Regions from separate parts of the Homo sapiens genome. Here region 1 is linked to region 2. Evidence: read pairs that join two places in POLR2A ChIA-PET (ENCODE). Cell type or tissue: GM12878. All regions are shown on one strand.

Region 1 (2,500 bases), 370 kb before region 2:
AATATGACACATGTACTTCACACACAAAAAAGACTCACCACGTACTGTACTTCTTTTTTAATAGAAAGGGATAAAAAGTTCAGCAACTTGTCCCTCACTTTAAAGGGGTTATCTTAACATGCCTAAAATTAGTCATTGATGTGACAGGACTCCTTATAGATTATGATATGTTATAGTTTGCCCATTACTTCCTGCTTAAAATAATAATCATTTATTATCTCTCCCAGTTTCCATGAGTCAGGAATTAGACAGGGTACAGTGCAGACAGCTTGTCTTTGCTCCGTGATGTTGGAAGCCTAGCTGGAAGACTCGAAGGCAAAGAGCTGGAATAATCTGAAAGCTTACTCATTACCATCTTGGCCTTACTAGAGCTGTTGGCCAGAACACCCACACATGACCTCTCCATGTGGTCTGGGCTCTCTTAGAATCTGGTGGCTGGGTTCAAAGGCAAGAGTCAGGCTGGGCGCGATGGCTCACACTATAATTCCAGCACTTTGGGAGGCCGAGGTGAGTGGATCACCTGAGGTCAGGAGTTTGAGACCAGCCTGGTGAAACCTCATCTCTGCTAAAAAAAAAAAAAAAAAAAAAAAAAATCAGCTGGGTGTGGTGGCAGGCGCCTGTAATTCCAGCTACTTAGGAGGCTGAGGCAGGAGAATGGCTTGAACCCGGGAAGCAGAGGTTGCAGTGAGCTGAGATTGTGCCATTGCACTTCAGCCTGGGCGACAAGAGTGGAACTCTGTCTCAGAAAAAAAAAAAAAAAGGCAAGAGTCCTGGGCCAGAGAGGCAGGAAGAAGCCATACTGCCCTTTTATAGCCTAGCCTCAGAAGTCATGCAGTGTCATAGTTGCTGCATTCTATTGACCAAGGCAGTTACAAAGGTCCACTCATGCTCAAGGGGAGAGAAAATAGACTCCACGTTTCAGTGGAAGAATGCCAATGTCACATCATGAGTATGAAGGATGGGACATATATTGATGTGGCCATCTATGGAAAATACCATATACCACAGTGAGACAACCAAAGCCTCCATAGACTAAATTATGGCATAGATCCAAGAGCTGACATATTCCCCAGATGGGATGGAAATCACACTGCTTTTCTACCAAGTGGAAGCAAACTGCTTCTGATATTTTTATCAGGATAGACTGTTCCCCACCCAAACTGTCATGTTAATAGCTGTATATCAGGTGTCCCACACTATCCTGATTTGATTCAATAGGAAATGACTTCTGTAACAGCAATGGCAATGGGTATCTTCTCTTCATGAAGTTAAGGATAATTTACTGTTATTCTCCCAAACCCACCCATCTTCTGCACCAGCTAGACTGACAAGTTAAAAGGCCATGGGATAGCAATCACCACTATCTGTGAAGTCTTTTAATCCCTGCAATTCCCCTAGAGATACAGTACCAGATCCATTTATTGTTTTGATGTGGAAGAGCTCCAGGAGCTTCCTCATCTCCATTGCTTTCTTTTTTTTTTTTTTTTCTTTCTATCAACTATAGAAGACTCAATGAATCCGTTCCTTTCTTAACAGGCTTTACTTCACAGGTGAGCAAGCCAGTGTGGGGATTCTATCACGTGCTAAGAACATCTTTTCCAACTGATGCTCTGGAACTTGGGGAACTATGTTAGGAGAGGTTTAAGTTTCCACTGGACCAATGGTGCGGCTGACTTAGGTAAAAACTCCATCATGGCCAGGTGCAGAGGCTAATACCTGTAATCCCAGCACTTTGGGAGGCCAAGGCAGGTGGGTCACCTAAGGTCAGGGGTTCGAGACCAACCTGACCAACATGGCAAAACCTGGTCTCTACTAAAACTACAAAAATTAGCCAGGCGTGGTGGCGCACACTTGTAATCCTAGCTACTGGGGAGGTTGAGGCAGGAGAATCACTTGAACCTGGGAGGCAGAGACTGCAGTGAGCCAAGAATGCACCACTGCACTCTAGCTTGGGCGATGGTGCGAGACTCCGTCTCAAAACAAACAAACAGACGGATAAAACAAAACAAAACTCCATCATTACCTGGTCCCCATATGAACTCTGAGAAGTGGACAATGACATTGTGGGTATCTGGGAATTAGTAATAACTAACAGCTAGTATCCACTTGTTGCCCAAGTGTTTGTGTAGTTTCCCTAGTGTACAGTTATCCAGACAAAATGGTAATACACATTTATCCATAAAATGGTAATGATACACATTCTGTACTGGCAGCACTTTTACAAGCTCCTTCCTCAGGATACATGGCCTCTCCATTATTGAATAGGCTCTGAATCTGTAAACTAGCTTAAGTCTAGCAAGAGAATCCAGAGCTGCATTTCTGTCTTGATATCTGCCTCCAAACCTGGAGAAATTTTTGGCTATACAGATCAAGTAGGGCTTCAGTGATCTGCCATTTATCTAGGACCCTATCTCCAATTAACCACCTGCAAAGATCTTGGTATCCATTTTGAATACCATAAATTGCATGGGGGGTCATCGTTAAAGGCTACTGCTGGAAT
Region 2 (2,500 bases):
CAGCTCTGTCCATATACTTAAATAAGCTTTGACCCAGTCTACATGCTTCTTATCCCTGGGAGGATTAAAGAAGAACTTGTCACAGGTGATCCGGGTACATAACAGTGGTGACTCCAGAACCCTTCTTTCCTATGGGCTCACATTCTCCTACCCGTGGTGTTTCTTAGGCTCCGCTCAATGGCAGCTTTTCTATCATCACCAGCTTCTATGTATATACAACCTAGTCTATTACCCTAATCAGACCAAACTCCACTAAGATAGAGACTCTGGATTCTATCTCTATCTCTCATAGCAATGTTTCTCAAACTGTTTTAAGTACCAAAACTTTTTTTTTTCTTTTGACCACTTGCTGCTTATTGAAACTTTTTTCAAAGTAGACCTTAAACACAATCTAATATGTAAAACTGATAAAAGCAGACATTCTGTGCATAAAACCATGGTAGAGAGGAGAGCTCTTAAGTATCACTGTGGAACTCTAAAGACTAAGAAACTTAACTGCCTTATGAGACAATGCCTTATGTCAAAATATGCCCACCCTGACCAAAAGCAAACTTAAAAACTTTCCCTTAGGGGGAAACAATCAGCCTTAAATTATAGAAATAGCATTGTGCCTACGGTTCAAGTCCCCTCTCTTCTTATGTATTAACTGGGAAGGTTATTTAGCCTAAGACCTAGTTTCCTCAACTGTAAAGTGATGGGATAATGGTGGGATATATCAAAACACTGTCATGCTTAATTCCATGTTGCTAGAAGGATAAGGAAGTGCCTGTTGTTCTGGGACACATTTCACTCACAGGAAGGTGTAGTTTTCCTTAAAAAGAGTAGTTAATAAATGTTTGTTGATTGATGAAGGATGGAAGAAAGGAAAGGCTTGTGTAGATATGCAACTTAATAAATTTTGCCTGCAATCATTCCAGCTCAAAACCAGCAATGGAGAAGTCAGAACTGGTAGACGTATGTGGTTAGACATGCAATGACTGCCCTACGTAATACCTGCATTGGCTAGGCAGCCTTACTCTCACTTTAACTGACTTCATGAAAAATTTCTATTAAGTCCTATTGAACCCTTTGCCATTGGGCCAGTAACAAATTCTCAACAAAGGAACAAAATCTTATATAAAGGGCATTAGTCCATGTTACTGCCAGCAAAACTTCCTAAACCCAGAAGGGTAAGGATCAGAAGACTAAAAGGGCCTCTACCAAAAAAGGAGAGAAAGCAGAAGTGGAAGCAGAAGTATTTCCTGCTTGCAAATGCAGCTGTGAGACAATATCTGTAAAGCTCTCCAGAAAGCAGCCCTGAGATAAAACCAGCACAGTGGCTAAGGGCAGCCCTCAGTAACTCCAAAGTGCTACTCCAGCAAGTAACCAAATGGGTTTATCCTTTACCCCTTGAGAAAAAGCTGAACTTGGCTGGGCACAGTGGCTCACACCTGTAATCCCAGCACTTTGGGGAGACCAAGGCAGGAGAATCATTAGAGACCAGCCTGGGAAACAGTGAGACCTCATCTCTACGAAAAAATTAGAAAATTAGCCAGGCATGGTGGAGCGTGCCTGAAGTCCCAGCTACTTGGAGGACTGAGGTGGGAGGATTGTTTGAGCTGGGAGGTTGAGGCTGCAATGAGCTGTGATTGTGCCACTGTACTTCAGCCTGGGTGACAACGCAAGACACTGTCTCAGAAAAGAAAAAAAGAGAGAAAAGGCTGAACTTACACATCTTTGTACTCTTTGAGGACTCGGTTTGTATAAAACATGGCGGCATCATTCATTTCTTTCACATAAGGGCCAGGCTTGGGAGCCTAGAGAGAGACAAGCTGTCAGTGACTCAGGACCTCTCCAACTATATTGCCTTCCCTCTTAAAATCTATACCCACCCCCAGCCCTGGAATCTGCGCTGCTCACCATAGCCACCCAGCCCAGGGCCTGGATACTTTCGCTGACAGCTGACAGGTGATTAAACAACTTGCTGCCTCGGTTCTTCTCCCGAAAGGTTATCACTTCTTTGATCTGCTCTGAGATGGGTGCCAACAAATCGGAAAGCTTATTCTAGGAAAAGATACAAGAAAAGATTCAGGTTAACATCTTTCCACAAAGGTGTCTATGCCTTCTGATCCTGAAGGCAAGAATTCTCTATGGACTCTAGTGAGCACCCAAATAAACTGCATGAGTCCTGTCCTGATTCCTAAGGCTAAAATACTGCTCATCATCTCACTCTCCTCGTAGAGTTCCAACTCCTCAGGCTGCACCTGATGGTTCTTCATGATCAGGACCCATACTTCAGCTATACCACAGAACCTCCATTTCAGCCACCTGTCTCTTTTTTGTTCCACTCAGAGGACATACACTCAGGACATCATTCCTGTGCCTTACTCATGATGTTCTCTTTTTTTCCCATGAATCCAAATTTTCCTCATGCTTCATGAGGGCCCTCCAACCCAGCCACACCAGCCTCCTACAGCATTTGTTGTCAGCATAACCAATCTTGGCATTTTATCACTCACCA

What was found. Peaks named below come from ENCODE experiments on the same cell type or tissue, not always from the same donor. Only the 100,000 strongest peaks of a DNase experiment are listed, where the experiment ranks them.
Region 1: POLR2A ChIA-PET joins it to region 2 with 6 read pairs; 3 of 35 experiments call an interaction of 5 or more read pairs at or near these places.

Annotation. Positions count from the first base shown.
Region 1 is chr1:40,433,503-40,436,002 of GRCh38, reverse strand. No RefSeq gene overlaps it. Among named protein-coding and RNA genes, the nearest start is that of ZFP69B-DT, 15 kb to the left of the region's middle. RefSeq lists a silencer at 752-1,046. In GM12878, no CTCF peak of the experiment used is centred here; no DNase peak of the experiment used is centred here.
Region 2 is chr1:40,063,770-40,066,269 of GRCh38, reverse strand. It overlaps CAP1 (cyclase associated actin cytoskeleton regulatory protein 1), which reads right to left. Exons shown (of 13, transcript NM_006367.4): 5 at 1,900-2,043; 6 at 1,711-1,796; 7 at 1-55. Among named protein-coding and RNA genes, the nearest start is that of CAP1, 24 kb to the right of the region's middle. In GM12878, no CTCF peak of the experiment used is centred here; a DNase peak (open chromatin) is centred at 1,249; H3K4me3 peaks cover 735 bases; H3K27ac peaks cover 2,444 bases.